Linked DNA regions of Homo sapiens: region 1 is linked to region 2. A link is a loop called in an ENCODE intact Hi-C map of the cell type or tissue named here. Cell type or tissue: gastrocnemius medialis. All regions are shown on one strand. Each heading gives the region's core, and the rest is flanking DNA. Links, peaks and the distances in the headings are about the cores only.

Region 1 (8,931 bases), core at 379-8,378, 210 kb before region 2:
AAAATGGCCAAGGTCAAGTAAAACAAGGAAAGATTGAGAAACCATTATAGACCAGAGGAGGCTGGGGAGAGACATTACTACTAAATGCAATGTGGCATCCTTGGTTCTCACCAAAGGATGTATAAATTCTCACCAAAAATAAATAAATAAGTAACTTCCCCTTGACGAGATCTGCCTGATCCTTTCCCAGCACAGCTAAAGTAGAATGGCTTGCTGAGTTTGGCAGAACTGCATTTATCTCCTAGAACTGCAACTTACTAGCTGTGTGACCTTGAGACATTACCAAACCTCCCTGAGCCTTGACTGTGGAAAAAAGATAACATGTACTGCAAGGTTATTGCGAGGATCCCAAGCACCTACTACAATATTTGCTGGGATGCAGAAGCGCAATAACTCTTAATCCCTTAAGATATTTATGTGTCCAACAAGTTTTTATTGAGCACCTACTATGTGCCTGCCATGTATTAGGTGTTTGGGTTATATCAATGAATGTTTCCTTCTCTGAATCTTTACATGACAGTGTAGGGAAACAGAAGATTAAGGTGATAAATAGGTAAACTGTATAACATGTTAGGTTGTATATCAAAAAAAGGGCAAAGCGAGTGTGAGAAGGGTAAGTAGGATTTTAGAGAGGAAGATGGAGATAGGCATCATTGATAAGATGATATTTGAGTAGAATTGCCAGATTTAGCAAACAAAAGTGCTGGATACTAGTTAAATTTCAATTTTAGATAAATCACAATTTTTAGTATACATAGTATGTTCAAGATTGCATGTCCATGTCACTATTTATCTGAAATTCAAATTTCAATGGGTGTCCTTTATTTTTATCTAGTAACCCTACAATTTGAGCCAAGACTAGAAGTTCTCTGTGTGTATATCTGCAGGAAAAGAGTTATAGGCAGGGAGAATAGCCCACATAAAAGCCCTAGGGGAAGCTTGAGGAACATCGAGGAGGATAACATGGATGGAGCAGAGTGAGCCAGGGAGGGAGGGACTAGAGGACAGAGAGGCACCCAAGATCCCAAGAGCAGATCGCATGGGGTCTTGTAAGCACTTCTGCTTCTACTCTGAGTGAAATGGGGAGCCATTACAGGGTTTTGCGCAAAGAAGAGGCATAATCTAACATATCCTAGCTGCTGGCTGAGAGTTGACTCTAGGAGGGGCAAATCAGGGACATCAGTAAGGAGTTGTCGCAGTCATTCAGGCAACAGGTGATGGTGGCTCAGACCAGACGAGGGTGGCAGCCATGGCAGTTAGAAGTGGTTAGATTCTAGGTATTTAGAAGGAAGAACCAACAAGATTTCCTATGAGTTGTGAGAGAATGAGAAAAGTCAAAGATAACTGCAAAATTTGTGGCTCAAACAACTGGAAAAATCGAGTTGCCATGATGGGAAAGCTGTGAGTGGAACAGGAATTTGGGTGGGGGCTGGGGCAATGAGGAAGATTGGTAGTTCCATTTTGGATATGTATGGTTTGAGAATTCTGATAGACATCCAAGTAGAGATGTCCAGTAAACATTTGGAATGTGAGTCTGGAGTTCAGGAGAGACATCTGGGATGAAGAAACAAATTCGGGAACATTTTAGCATCTAGATGCCAATGAGACTGGATATCACCAAGGAAGTGACTGTAGAAAGATAAGAGAAACAGGTTTAAGCCCTAGTTTAAATGTTGGTGAGAGGAGAAAGGAACAGCAAATGAGACTGGGGACTGACCAGTGAAATAGAAGAAAAACCAAGACACCATATTGTCCTGAAGGCCAATGAAGAAAATGTATTAAGGAGGAATGAGTTATCAACTGTGTCAAATGCTAACAATAGGTCAAATAAGATATCTATTTATATGTCTGATTTCTAATGGACAATGTTTTTGTTTGACCAGTGAAGAGGGGTCAATGGCAAAAATAGTATTGCCATTGTGCCATCTTGGAAAGTCATGTCTCATTAAATTATAATATGATTCTCCTGGCACTCCCCCTTTCCCTTCTTTCTTTCCCCCCTTGAATACTAGGCTATTGGGAAACACGTTGAGATTCCATATTGTGAAAAATTCTATAAAATAAAGAAGAAAATAGGACCATTTGCTATGGTCTTTTAGCACAAGTACACATTGATAAGCTTTTTCTTTTTCTTGTGGAAGGACTGTGGGTCAGCCCACCAGAGAGCATATGAAGCTTCTGCTTCCTCTCATGAGCTGACTGGCTGGGTAGGTGCTTTCATGGATTCATGGCCAGCCTGTTGTAACATTGCTGGTTCCCCACCCAGGCCCTCACTCTCCAGACAGAGACAAGGTCCTGATGAGTTACCTGGTAGTCTATTCAGAAATCTCCCAGCACCCAGGAGACTGAATTCTCTTGCTCTGAGCCTCCTCAATAGCTATTACACAATATATATATATATATATATATATTTTAAATTTTGGAATAATTTTAGGTTTACAGAAAATTTGCAAATATAACAGAAGGAGTTTCTGTATATGCCTCACCCAGTTACCCCTAGTGTTAGAATCTCACCTTGCCATGGTAAATTTGTCAACATCATTATATACCTTTAACTAAACTCAGGCCTTTATTCAGATTTTACCAGATTTCTCCACTACTGTTCTTTTTCTGGCCCAGGAGAGAACCAAGGATGCCACATTGCATTTAGTAGTAATGTCTCTCCCCAGCCTCCTCTGGTCTATAATGGTTTCTCAATCTTTCCTTGTTTTACTTGACCTTGGCCATTTTGAGGAATACTGGTCAGTTTTACATTTTTGTAACGTGGCCCTCAGTATGTGTTTGTCTGATGCTTTCCTCACGATTAGACTAGGGTAATGATTCTGGGGAAGAATGCCACAGAGATGAAGTGCCCTTCTCATCATATCACATCAGGGGGTACAAAATATTAACATAACTCTTTGCTGGTGATGTTAACCTCGATCATTTTGTTATGGTGGTATTTACCAGATTTCTCCACAGCAAAGTTACTATTTTTTCCCCTTTCCATACTCTTTTCTTTGAATACAAGTCACCAAGTTCAGCCTATAGTCAAAGAAGGTGAGAGATTAAGCTTTACTTCCTAGAGCTTAATAATAATATATACCTATATTATTTGAAATTTTTCTATAAGGAAGTTTTTCCCCTTCTTATTTACTTCTTGTTCATTAACTCAATCTTTTATTTATATCAGCATGAATCATTATATTTATTTTATACTTGTGTTATAATCCAACACCATGTTACTTATTTTGGGTTCAAATTCTTCCAGCTTTGGACATTAGGAGCTCTATCAGGTTGGATTCTGAATCTCTTTGACATGTCTCCATTCTTTTTCTTTTGTTTTAAAAGTAGAAGTACTTTATGTTTATGGATGAACATTTTTTACATGAAATACTGGCACCCATGCTATGTATGGGGGTTTGTTTCCTAAATAAATATGAGTTTTCAATTGAATTCAGCTAGGTTTAGACACAGCCTGAGCTTTAATGCTAGAAAGAACTACTGAGGGAAGCTTCTGGAATCTAATTCTTTGAAGATTTCTCAAAAACAAAAAAGTTTCATACTACCAAAAGTTGCACATAGGGTACTGGTGGTGGGGCCAGAGATAATGTTCTATGATTTCTGAAATTTTTTCTTCTCATTTTATTTTATGCTATTTCCCCCCTTTTAATTGATACATAATAATTGTATATATTCATGGGACACATATGCTATTTTTGATACATATAAGATATAATGATCAAATCTGAGTATTTAGCTTACCCATCACCTCAAACATTTATCATGTATTTGTGTTGGAAACATTTCAAATCTTTTCTTCCAGCTATTTGGAAATAAACTTTAATTCATTATTAACTGTAGTAGTCACCCTACTGTGCTATTCAACACTAGAACTTACTACTGCTTTCTAACTGGTTGCTTGTGTCCATTAGCCAACCTCTCTTCACCACCCCCCTCCACTTCCTAGACTCTGGCAGCCACTACTTCAGTCCCTACTTCCATGAAATCAATTTGTTATCTCCCACATATGAGTGAGACCATGTGATATTTGTCTTTCTTTGCCCAGCCCATCTCACTCAACATATTGACCTCCATCCAGTTCCATCATGCTCCTGCAAACAACAGGGCTCCTTTCTTATGGCTAAACAGTATTCCACTGTGCATATACAAGACAATCTTCAACCGTTCATCCGTCCATGGACATCTAGGCCAACTCCATATCCTGGCCACTGTGAAAAGTGATATAATAAACATGGGGGTGCAGGGTGCAGGCAGTTTTTGTTTTTAGCATATCTTTAAGACACTGCAAGGTGCTCCAGGCTCATCATGTGTTTTCCCTGGAATCATGGGATCAGCCATTTCTCCATGGGGCCGTGCTTCTTTTTTACTGGAAAATCATAGAAAAAGCAAGCAAGATCTGGGCAATGGGTACCCAAAGGCATATTACTGGGTCAAAAATACTCTCCCAGGAGGGCTCATGAACCACCTGCACCACTTGTGTATTACCCAGGGGTTGCCAGCAGGGGTCACCAAGTGACTGGGTTGGGGGTGTGATTGTATTGACAAATTGGGGTTAAGGACACCACCACAATCTTCTGGTTGGAGCCCACCTTACAAGCAGGCAGAAGATACTAGTATGGTTTGAGAGGCAACAGTAAGTCCCCTCTTTCCTCACCATTCCAAAATATCTTCCTTTCCCTTCATAAGATTCCTGAAATTCCTGCATTGGAGTTTTAGCCTTTTAGTCTTTTAAAAATAGCTTCCGATTAAAATAAAACCAGACTTTGATTAAAAATTATCTTTGATTCCCGTTTAAAATGTAGATAAATCACTTGCCTCCAGTGGCCTCAAATTTAATCAGAGTTGGATCATAGTATTCATCTAGAGTTTAGGCTTTGTCCTGCAAGTCGTCAGGGAGCCCTGAATATTTTTGGCATGATCTGCAATGCATTTTTAGGGTGATAATGTTGTGGTTCATATGTATATGTGTGTGTGTGTGGTGTGTATGTACGTAGGTGTGTAAATATGTATATGTATATGTGCCTGACACCTAGTGAGAGCTATAGAGTATTTGCTATAATTAATGTCATTAGTAGTAGTGGTAACAGAACATTCTAACCATAGACGGCTCTCTCCAAACTTCCTGCTGTTAATTTGTGACACAGTGTAAGAACAAGTGTGTATATATACGCACATACTTCCATTGACTTCTCACACCCTATGAGGTTAGTACTATTTTTATTTCATTTTACAGGTGGAAAAATTGGGGCACAGCAGGGAAATGTAACTTGTCCAAGGTCACACAGCTACTAAATGGAAAAGACAAGATTTAAAGCCAGGCAGTCTGGCTCCAGGTTTCTGGTTCTTAACTATGCTCTGTGCTACTCATTTGAATGTCTGTTCTCCTCTGCCTTCTTCAAGAGAATGCTCCCAAAATGCCACCTAGCCTCATCCCTGGCTTTCATGTCTCCAGAATTTCATATTTCAAGATCCTCCCTTACCAAGATTATTTTTCACAGGCTATCCCCAGCATTGCCCTATCCCCATGAGCCCTTAGGGTCTTTCTCATTTTCTTTATCTTCTCTTTCCCCACTTATCACTGCCTTAGTGGTAAATGAGTTGATATGATTAAATACCTTTCTTTTGGGGCAGGGGATGGGAGGGGATATTTTGTTTTCAAAATAAGGCTACTAGTATAACCCAAAGGAATACATTCTAATGACAAAACAGATGTCAATAAAAGACAAGTGATAATAATAATAATCAGCAACTTATCTTGGCTTAATGTAAACACTCAATAAATGCAGCAGTTAGCATTTATTGAGTGACTGCTTTGTGCCTGATATTGTACTAAGTACTTCACGTAGATACTTTCTTTTGATTCACACAGTAATCCTAGGAGTTTAGCACCATTATTATCTCTCTCTACAGAGAGAACTTGAGAAGTTTCCCCAAGGTCACACAGCATGGAAAAGCTGGAATATGATTGACAATGGTGAGTCTGTAAGAGGCTTCACCCTTGAACTTGATAAAGTACTCACTGTAGTATACCTCAAATGATACCACACCCACAGACCCAATTTCATCTAGTTCGGTGCTGTGCAGAAGCTGTTTGTAGAGAAGGAACACTTAGAAATTGTATTTCCTATCTATTATGGATCAGTAGTTCTACAAAATACATTAACAATGAATTATATGATCACATTCTTGGATGTTATGCCCACGTCAACTTGTTATCCAAGTCTCTCAATGGTTTCTCCTAGTTTTAAACTTACCACAGTAGGTTGGTAACCAGCAGGTCATGGACTGGCATCAATCTGTGAATCATTCTCTGAATGGCACTGGTCTAATAGTATCCTTTTCACAAATGTGATTCACTAAATGTATGTCTAGATATAACTGAATTTTTATTTCTTTGTAAAATTTGTGTTAGACTCTTTGTTCCAACTGTTGGTTATTAAACCCATAGACATTAGACATTAGGTAGACCTGGCACCAGACAAACCTGGATTTAAATCTAATCCTGCCTGTTCTACCTGCATGGCTTTGAGTAGCTTAACCTCTCTTAGACTGTTTTATTGTCAATAAAATGAGGATAATAATATTTACCCAGATGGATTATTGTGAGAATCCATTGAGACAGGGATGACTGGTACATGGGAGACACTTAATAGATTTTGTTACCTAGATTTCCCATCCCATTCCACAGACACTAGACTAAAACTAGATCTTCCTGTGGCCATGACAATATGCAAATTGGGCCAGGCATAGTGGCTCACACCTGTAATCCCAACACTATGGGAGGCCAAGGTAGGAGAATCACTTGAACCCAGGAGTTCAAGACCAGCCTGGGCAACATAGGGAGACCCTGTCTCTACAAAAAATTTAGAAATTAGCCAGGTGCAGTGGTGCACACCTGTGGTCCCAGTTGCTTGGGAGGCTGAGGTGGGAGGATTGCTTGAGCCCAGGAGGTTGAGGCTGCAGTGAACTGTGATCATGCCACTGAATTCCAGCCTAGGCAACAAAGTGAGACATTCTCCTCACCGCCACCACCCACCCCCCGACAGAAAAAAGAAAAAGAAAAAAAAAGTAAAAATAAACATGTAAAAAGATGCAAATCTGATATATATGTTGGGTGGCTGGTAGACCTCCATAAATTATTAACAAATGTCCGAATGACTGACCACTCTCCAACCAATTCTGACTGTGGGGGAAATTTTCCATTTACACCACCTCCCCTGAAGACTCAGGAATCAGGGATGGGGACAGCCTGTGTACTTGAAAGGAGAGGCTCTCTTTGAGCAGCAGTTTCCTATGTGGCAAAGCAATTTTATTAGACTTCAGGGGGTCGGGGCTCCTCTGACCCTGCCCGCTCCCTGGAGCCGGCTGCCCCAGGCTTACCCAGGGAGGACACAGCTCTGAGCTGCCACATGGTGGATGAAGATTGATGTCAAAATATTAATTTAGAGTCAGCACTGCTGATGCAAGCTAAACATGTGCTTCTTTTAGCCTGCGGAGTCAATTGGATTGTAATTCTTCTCAGTTCTCAGCTCAGGAGTGGAAGAGTGTGTCGTTCCTGGAGGGGCATGTTGGCAGGTGCCTCTGAGATCTGAAAGGTTAATGCAGACTGCAAGTGGGGGCTATCTTGTTGGGGGATCGCCAGCTAATTTTCTTGAGATTATAGGATCAGGGAAAGGCAGAGCTGGACAGGGTTTTAGGGATCAACCTTTCTTTTAAAATTAGAGGAAAAGGGCTGATTAAGAGGTCAGGCCTTGGAGTCAGGAGGACACAGGTCACCTCCTGGTTGTGCCACTTATGAGCAGTGTGCTGTTAGGCAAGTGACTTTACCTCTCTGAACCTCAGTGTTCTCATCTGTAAAATGGGGATAATAAAAATGTCCACATCATAGATTATGCCTTGTAGACTAGTCTCATACGTACACATATCATTCATTCTTTATTTCTTAAGGTTTCAAATAAAGTCTTTCTCACAAGACTGATTTATGCCTTTATTCATCACCTGTTTTGCGTCTGTAATAGATGCGTGGATTGCAACAGAGAGCAAAAGCTGACATGCTGTCTGTCCCCATGGAGGCTGCAGTTTGGTGGGAGAGACAGACCCTGACTGAGTCATCCCAAGAAACAATGTAAATACAACAATGATATGTTGGCAGAGGAACAGTGTCAGGTACTGTGAAAGGGCATCATGGGGGAATCTGATTTGGTTTAGAAGGCCAAGACAGGCTTTCCTAAAAAAGCAACAGCTGACCTAAGATCTGATGCACCAGTAGAGGTTTAGGCAAACGGGGGAGAGCAGGGCAGTCTCAGCTGAGGGAAGACCCTGCGTTGCGTCTCCGTGGTCCCTGCTGAGAGAAGAGCAGTGTGCACAATGCTGGGGGAAGTGGTAGGTGACGAGGCTGGGGGAGTAGCAGAAGCCAGGCCTGGGGGTGGCCCTGGTCAGGATTGGTTTTGTTCCTCCCAAGAGTAAGTGGGTGACTGAGTTGACTGAAGATCAGTCTGGCAGCAGGGAGGGAGGCAGAGTCTGTGTTCACGAGCCTGTGTTCCCAGGAGTTCTTTTGTCCTAGTCTGAGCCCAGGCTCTGCCCTCTGCTTTTGTTTCCCTTATCTATTGGGTTCACTCTTTCCTCTGTTGTGGCAGCACCGGCCTCCCCTTGGTCTCCAGCCCCGCAGAATCTGACCTGCAATTCTCCTTGCTGCTGTTTCAGCTCTCCCTGGCTCCTTTCCCTCCATCCTTCCTTCTGTCATCAAACGCACCTCTCTTTGCTGTGGCTTCATTGGTCCCTGTAGATGTGTTTTTTCCTCTCTGCCCTCCTGTCATCTTTCCTCTGACCGGTCATCAGAGAGATTTCCTGCTACTGGGGATAAGCGAGTCCTGTGCCAATGAGGACAGCCACCACTCAGTGTGTAATGTTTTAAAATTTTACAAAGCC
Region 2 (8,931 bases), core at 395-8,394:
AACAATATTAGCCTCTCCCTTATCTGAACTGTGTTTTAAAATGTAGAATTATAGTTATACTACTTTGGCATGCATTGATTTCAGTTAGAGGAATTCGGAGGTGGATAGATGAGATTGTTATTTGGAGCTCTTAGTATATTGCAAGACCAGAATGTCCAAGCAGTGTGGCTGTGAGAATAGGGAAAACCAGTTGGGTTTTCTAGTCCTTGGGTCATGTTGAGGGACTAGGACTCCTTTATGCATTTCTCAGCTCAACTCTTTGAAAGGTCAAGCTTTCATCAAAGTCTTAGTATTTTTTGCTGGCTTTCTTTAAGAAATAGTTTTCCTATAGAATCCCTTAGAAAAACTACTTTTTGTTTTTTCTGAGTTTGGCTTCTCAACCCAGCAGACAGGCAGAATTGGAAAGAAAGGTCTTGTCTTCAATCTATAGAGGTGATCAGGTGATCAATTAAAATACTGTATGTACTGTCCGGGTGCAGTGACTCATGTCTGTAATTCCAGCACTTTGGGAGGCCAAGAGGGGTAAATTGCTCGAGCTCTGGAATTCGAGACTAGCCTGGGCAACATGGTGAAACCCTGTGTCTACTAAAAATAAAAAAATAAATAAATGAATAAACAAACAAACAAATAAATAAAACTAGCCCAGTGTGGTGGTGTATGCCTGTAGTTCCAGCTACTTGTGAGGCTGAGGTGGGAGGATAGCTTGAGCCCAGGAGGTCAAGGCGGCAGTGAGCTGTGATTGTGGCTCTGCACTTCAGCCTGAGTGACAGAGTGAAATGTTGTCTCAAGACAAAAATAATAATAAATAAAATACTGTATGTGACTGCGCTTTGTGACTTATTAACTGCCCTACAGATACAAGAGTTGTGGTTATATCCCCTGAACATTTATATTCCAAGTGACCATCACCAGAGAAATTCCTCTGTTGAAAGCAAGTATTTGAACAGTCAAGATCACAGCTTTTGACACCAAGCAGATCAGGGTTTCAATTCTTAAGTCTCTGTACTTCATAGACCACAGAGAGAGCATGGGATTGACATCCACACTGACCCTGTAAGCTTGTTTTGGGGCTTCGATGGGGTAGTACATGTGAATTGCCAAGTCCAGCCCCACAGAGAGTACTCAATAAATCTTAACTTTTATTGGTAGTGTTAGTGATAGTCATAGAAGCACCATTCTAAAGCAAGAGCCAGAAAAAGCAATAGAACAACTCTAATTACCCAGCATATACTTGAAACCTAAACTGAAATTAAAAGGTAAATTTTAAGAAAACAATTGTGTATCCCAAGTCTTCAGAGGCTTATTCTCTTTGACCCAGTTATTTCACATCTAGGATTCTATTCTAAGTAAATAGTCAGGGATTAAGGTAAAGACTTATGTACAAGAACAGTCATTGAAGAGTTTTTTTTTTTCCTTCTTGAGACGGAGTCTCTTTCTCTGTTGCCCAGGCTGGAGTGCAGTGGCCCAATCTCCGCTCACTGCAAACTCTGCCTACCAGGTTCACCCCATTCTCTTGCCTCAGCCTCTCAAGTAGCTGGGACTACAGGTGCCCACCACCACGCCCGGCTAATTTTTTGTACTTTTAGTAGAGATGGGGTTTCACCGTGTTAGCCAGGATGGTCTTGATCTCCTGACCTCGTGATCCACTTGCCTTGGCCTCCCAAAGTGCTGGGATTACAGGTGTGAGCTACTGTGCCTGGCCTGAAGAGTTATTTTTAACAGCGACTGTTAGAACCTACACGTCCATCCATAGGAGAGTGCTTTAATAGAGTGCAATGTTGTTATGAGATATTTATTTTGCAGATTATAAAAAATAATTCAGAAAAATATGTAATGACAAGGAGCAATACTATTTAATCTTTCAGAGAAAAGTCAAGATTATATTATGGTTTTAATGCTATTAATTATACTAATATTTATAAAATATGTGAACTAAATAGATGTCCTTTGCTGAAAGTGGAGATAAAAATAATAACGATAATGCCTATCTTAGAGGATTTTTGTGAAGACTATATGATGGTTACTACATGCCTGACATATAATACATGTTAGCTTTGTCATTGGATGTTGGCTAAATTTAACTTATTTTCTAAATTTTACTTAAACTTCATCATACACTAATGAGAATCTTTTATTTTACAGGAACTGAGCAAGATGCTGGGGATACAGAAATGATTAAGTAGGTACACTGAGCATATGACATTCACAATCCAGTGAGGAGAGAGGCATATAAATAAACAGGAACAGTGGATTTAGAACTATTTAAATTCTAGAGTCAGCTCCTAAGACATGAAACACATATTATCAAAATAATTAGGTGCACAGCCATTATAGGCACCTTTTCGTGAGTTTTAAAAAGGTGGCCCCTCTCTTTAAGAATGAATTATAGAAAGGTACCTCTTGCCCCCAGCTGAATCAGCTGCACGGTAGGGTACAGGCTGGGTTTCAGCCCCTACTGCCCTCTCCTGGTTTATTCCTGCTGGATGCAGGCTGCTCACCTGTTCACAGAGGCCCTGAAAATACCTTTGAAATGTCCTGAAATTGACGTGAAGCACAGTAAATATGATTTGGTGTCTATAACCTTGAACAATAATTATTTTGCACACTGAGGTTTGAGAAATACTGAACTAGATTAAATGATGGAACAAAGGAAAAAATCTATAGGCAGTTGTCCAGATAATCCCTTGTGTTGTATGGGAAATGTGCAGAGAATTCTGAAGTGTTTCTTCTTAACTGCAGAGTTGTCTCCATTATATTTTAATAGTGTCATAAGTTGAATACACATTGATAGTTTTGTTTTCTTGAGCATTGCATAATATAAGGAAAAGCATCGAGCCCAGGGATTCACATATAGCAAATGTTTACTAAATATTAGTTAATCCAAGTATTAACCTTGTTTCATCATATCCACAGGCATAGTGTGCTTTGAAAAGTTATAGAATAGTGCTTGCCTCTCATTTTTTGTTTTCCTCACTGAGGTCCTGCTAAATAACTCTGAGCAGTTGTCACTCCCAAACCCATGGCCATTGGATTAGGCAGAGTTCTTCAGAGACAAAGAACCAATACAGGATATTTACATATCCTTGTCTCTGTCTGTATCTCTCTCTCTCTCCATATATACACATCTCTATTTCTATATCTCTATATCTCTATATCTATCTATCTATCTATCTATCTATCTATCTATCTATCTATCTATCTATCTGGCTAGCTATCTAGCTACCTAGCTAGCTATCTAAAAGGAGATTTATTATGAGGAATATGTTCTTGTGATGACAGAAGCTGAGATATTCCACATTCTGCCTTCTCCAAGCTGGAGACCCAGAAAAGTTATGGTGTAATTCAGTCCTACAGCAGGACAAGATGAGCTGTCCCAGGTCAAACAGTGAAGCAGAAAAAAAAAAAAAAAAAAAGGTCGGGGGGTGGTGGATTTCTTTTTCCTCTACCTTTAGTTCTATTCAGACTCTGAGTGGATTGGATAATGGCCGCCCACATTTGGGAGGAAAATCAACTATACTGACTCTACTGATTCAAATGCTCATTTCATAGGAAAACACCCTTAAGTAAACACACCCCCAGAAGTAACATTTAATCTGGGCACCCCATGACCCAGACAAATGGACACGTAAAATTAACCATCATGGTTATTTGTCTTCTGCAAAGTTGGGAATCCGCCCATGAGCTGAATGGTGCATGATGTGGCTCCGCGGGAACACAATGTGCATTAGCATAGGGTTCTGGACAAAACTGTAAGGTGTCCCCAAGAGAGGCAGAACAGCTTCTGGTGACTAGCTGCACATTCACTCTCTTGCTACAAGTTTAAATAGTAAGCAGTAGCTATAAACTTTGGTTTCAATTTGTTAGACAAAGCATTGCCTGGCTCTTTCTTCTTTACAGAGTTATTATTTCTAGTTTGCTTGTACCTAATGCTTTCCTCCAGGGATTTCAGAACTGTTCAGCTGCAAATTCATATTTGATGTTCTTGTTCTAATCCCAGATTACCGCATGAGGACAGCTGGAACAGACCAAAAGAGAGAAACTCATAGGGGGAAGGAAATCATTAGCCTGTCTTGAGTCACCAGGACCTGATAAAAAGTCAGATTAACAAGGCTTAAGCTGCTATAGAAAGCCAGAGAAATGCCCTCAAATATTAATCTTGAATATTTCCATTCCACTAACATTGCCTGGAAGTATTTTAACATTCACCAGATAGGCATCCCATCTTGAAGAAACGATATGGTTCTGTAAAAAGAATAATGAATTATGTGAGGATTGATTTTCAGTATGGACTTTAGTCCTGCATAGTAATGGAATGTGGACTGGGGAGCAAGGCTGTTTGGATTCACATCCTAACATTTCACTTGATAAGTTGCCTCATTTGTAAAATGGGGACTGTAATAACATCTACCTCCTAGGGCTTTGTGTAGAATATTAACAAAACAGAATCTTGCAAGGGTTAAGCACTCAATAAATGTGAGATACTATTATTATTGTCATTATTGTAACAGATAAAAGTTGGCAGATATTGGTGGATGTATTCATTGTCAAATCTCCCTTTATTAGTCTTTATATTATTAAATAATTGGGAAAATAAATTCATTTTATTTTATATGCACCATAACTTGTTCAAATTTTATTTCTTAATATTGATAATGATTTATCATAAAATTTATAGTTTATGGAGTACCTTCACATGCATTTCTTCCTCCAAGCCCCACAAGGATGATGCAGCTGAGGCTCTGGGAAATTGGTTATTTCATCCAGGGTGCCTGATTGGCGAGTGGTTAAGACTTGAACCCATGTCTTCACACCCCAGATGCATTACTGTAGCTGTTACACTGAGTGGAGGTTGTAAACATACACAGGCTTCGTTGTTGTTAGAATCTTGATTTGATTGTATCGCTACCACTTACTATAGGTCATTTTGTGAGCAACTGCCTAATTTCATGGAATATCAGATTTTATATCAGTAAAAATTAGAGGACAATGACTTCTCTCTACTTGCTATATAAATTAAAAAATATATATATCAGATCACATATAGAGATGGAGCTATCCCAGCTCTGGGTCCATGGTAGTTAACGCAAAGGCAGTCTCTTCCTTCATTTATCGTTGATAATGTACCACACATAGTGCCAAACTATCATTTTTTAAAATCAGATCAATGTTTTCATCAAAGAAAGCTGATGTTAGAGTTTGATTCTAGTGGCACCAAGATCTCCTGTAATCCATGATTGCGTTTGCCAGCCATTCATGGTGATTAACATACTTTTGCGAAAAAGAAGTGACAATGAGGAGAATGAAGGTAATAAGGAGGAAAAAAAGAAAAGCGGACTTCCTCTAGACTTAGAGAACATACAAACTTCATTAGCAGCTAAATAGCAAGGGGAGAGGGTCCCGAACAATGATTTCACTCCTTTGCTGCTGTGAACTAGGTGTTCTAGACATAAAAATAGAGGAAAGACTAGAACATATGTTCAGTGGGTAAATGGCCCTCTGCGTTATATCATCCTGGTGAGGTTTTCTAATTATTCAGAATTATCATTTTGATTGTGAAACAAATGCTTGGTTTAGGGGAATCTTTGGATTAGACTGTGTGCTCCTTGTACTTCGTCTCCATATGGTTCAAGGATTTTAAGGTGAAATGCTACAAAAATGTAGGTGAATGATAAAGTTGCTAGAAGTATGTCAGAGAGGTGTGAGAATTTTGCCTTTTCATACTGTGGGGATTATTTTGTACACTGCTAATTTTATGATTAGTCCTGGATCGAGGAGTGCAAGCAATTGATATATCTTAGATGTTTGACTTTATTATTTGTTTTTTTTTTTTTGTTGTTGTTGTTGTTGTTGTTTTTTGAGACAGGGTCTCACTCTGTCACCCAAGCTGGAGTGAAGTGGCACAATCTCGGCTCACTGCAACCTCCACCTTCTGGATTCAAGCAATTCTTGTGCCTCAGCCTCTCAAGTAGCTGGGATTACAGGCACCTGCCACCACACCCAACTAATTTTTGTATTTTTAGTAGAGATGGGGGTTTCACCATGTTGGCCAGGCTGGTCTCGAACTCCTGACATCAAGTGATCCACCCGCCTTGGTCTCCCAAAGTGCTGGGATCACAGGCGTGAGCCACCATACTCGGCCTAGTTGACTTTAAATAACACAAAAGGAAGTTCCACTGAAAAGGTGAATCCTATTGCTGGTGTAAAGTGCAAACCATTAGTAAGTTAAGCAAGTCTAGCTCTAAAATAACCCAAATCTGCCTATTGCTTTCCAAACTCAGGGCTGCTATCCTATGTCTGTCACATGTGTTTCTCATGTTGATTACAGCATTGGGCTCCCAACTGGTCTCCCTGTTGCCACTCTTTCAGGCTCATAATCTATTTTCTACTCAGTAGCCAGAGTTATCTTTTAAAAACATAAATGAGATGATCTTACTTCCCTGCTTTTGAATCTTCCTGTAGTTTCTAATTTTACTTACTATACTTACAATAAATTCAAATTTACTGTGATGGTCTACAAGACCTGATGGAGTCTGACCCTTCTGTCTATGACTGCATCTCTCACTCTTCCCACTGTGGCTCCATATCATCCACTCTCCCTGGCCATCTTTCTGATGTCAGCCAGACTTTCTTCTGGCTTACATATTTGCATTTGGTGTTCCCTCTGTCTGAATGACTAGAGCCTTCTTGTCGTAAAAGTCTCAGTCCAAATATCACTTCTTCAGGTAGATCTTCCCTTTCTTTCCAGTGTAAGGAACTTTATTTGAAGAACCCTAAATGAAGTTATGTTACTCAATTATTCACTCGTTTAGCTGTCTCTCCCTCAACTGTAGTGCAGTTTCCATGACAGCAAGGATGATGTTCATTTCTTGCTGTTACCATTCCTGGTGTTCAGAAGGCACTCAAGAATCTTTGCTGAATGAATGAGTAATACATCTTAGAATGCTAGTTTCCATGAAAGGGCTACAACCAGTCTGCAGGATCTTCAGGTCAGGAACTGGGCCTTGTGCTGGTTTCCATGATACTGCTCTATACGTGCTCAGGAAATATCTGTTGAATTGGATTCAACCAAAACATTTGAATTTCTGTTCAGTGAGAAGTGTTCCCTATGTAAGAAGAAATTTAAAGCTATGTTTGATAACACTCTTCTGAGAGAAAGCCTGCTTTTTAGTTGACCAGCCATCCCAGTTTGCCTTGGACTGAGGGATCTTCTGGGGACATGAGACTAATGGGTCACCCTACATGCCTTCCACAGCTTTAGAGCCAGAAATACCTAACGGATCAGTTAGGAATTATATTTAGGTGCTAGTAACAAAAGCCAGAAATAACAGTATTTAAACCACAAGAGTTTACTGTTTCATGTAAAATGAGTTCAGGAGTGGGGACATCAGGGATGTATGGCAGCCCTGGTGCATCCACTTCTGAACTCATTTCATGTGAAAGGTCATCAGTGACCCAGGTTTCTTGTATGGTGTCCACTATCCTTAGTGTATGACTCTCATCTCAGAGTAGCCTCATGTTCCAGTGTGGCTGCTGCAGCTCCTTCAGCTATGACATAACATATACATTGCAGCCAGTCACCCAAGGAGTAAAGAGGGACAGAAAAGCACGCTTTTCTGTTTGTTTTCTGTTTGTTTTTCTCTTAAGAAGACTGTTTCATTTAAAATCTGTTTGTATTTCACAAGCTTTCTGTTAAGTAAAGGAGAGATTGGGTAATATGAGATAATCTTTCAGCCGGGCACATAGCCTCTTCTCTAAATAATTCTTTTTTTTTTTTTTTTTTTTTTTGAGATGGAGTTTCACTCTTGTTGCCCAGGCTGGAGTGCAATGGTGTGATCTTGGCTTACCACAACCTCCATCTCCCAGGTTCAAGCAATTCTCCTGCCTCAGCCTCCCAAGTAGCTGGGATTACAGGCATGCACCACCACACCTGGCTAATTTTTTTTTTTTTTTTTGTATTTTTAGTAGAAACGGGGTTTCTCCATGTTGGTCAGGCTGGTCTCGAACTCCCAACCTCAGGTGATCCACCTGCCTCGGCCTCCCAAAGTGCTGAGATTACAAGAGTGAGCCACTATGCCCAGCCTGAATAATTCTTATTAAGAATTTCTGTTACTAAGAAAGAGAGATGGGGTGATGAGTAATACACACTTACTTAGCATCTTCTGCCACATCTAGTTTCACTACTTATTGACTTAGTGACCTTACAAGGGTTGTTTCATTTCTCTGTGCCTATTTTAAAATATGCATTATGGTGATGCAAACAACCATAATAGTAATAGCTACCTATCTACGGGGTTATGCTCTTTGTCAGGCATTTTATGTACATGATGGTCACCCTCACAATAATGCCACAAAGGGTAGGTAATTATCCTTGTTTAGATCAGAGGAGTGAGACTTAGCTATTTGTGGTAAAGCCAGAATTTAAACCCAGAGCAGTTTGGCTCAATACCCATTCTTTCCATTACACTTTGCTTTCTACCTTATTGGCTGTCAAGATTCAATGAGGAAATGAACATAAACTGCTTGACCTGTAAATTTTTGAAATAAACCAACGCAATGATTCTGTTAAGAAAATATCTTGGTTTTCTCTAACAACAACAACAGCAACAAAATATCTATGGTAGATGTGTGTAGGAAGTGATTTGAGGTCACCTTGAAGCCAGCTGACTCTGAAGAACAACCCTTCTTCTTCCCAACTTCTGATGTTGAAAAACTCTCTTTTTCAGAAAATTATATTACTGGTCTGACTCAAATCACTTCTTTACTTTTTATTTTTTTTTTTATATTTTATTTTTTTGAGACAGAGTCTTGCTCTGTTGCCTAGGCTGGAGTGCAATAGCCCGATCTTGGCTCATTGTAACCTCCGCCTACTGGGTTCAAGTGATTCCCCTGCCTCAGCCTCCCAAGTAGCTGGGATGACAGGCATGTGCCACC

Evidence for each region. Peaks named below come from ENCODE experiments on the same cell type or tissue, not always from the same donor. Only the 100,000 strongest peaks of a DNase experiment are listed, where the experiment ranks them.
Region 1: a loop joins it to region 2, with 2.8 times the contacts of the local background. A loop is called at or near these places in 5 of 110 quality-filtered maps.

Annotation. Positions count from the first base shown.
Region 1 is chr5:155,612,481-155,621,411 of GRCh38, forward strand. No RefSeq gene overlaps it. Among named protein-coding and RNA genes, the nearest start is that of KIF4B, 600 kb to the left of the region's middle. In gastrocnemius medialis, for the core only: a CTCF peak has its summit at 4,492 (motif pointing right); no DNase peak of the experiment used is centred there.
Region 2 is chr5:155,819,911-155,828,841 of GRCh38, forward strand. It overlaps a transcript of SGCD not described here. Among named protein-coding and RNA genes, the nearest start is that of SGCD, 500 kb to the right of the region's middle. RefSeq lists an enhancer at 8,301-8,360. In gastrocnemius medialis, for the core only: no CTCF peak of the experiment used is centred there; no DNase peak of the experiment used is centred there; H3K27ac peaks cover 351 bases.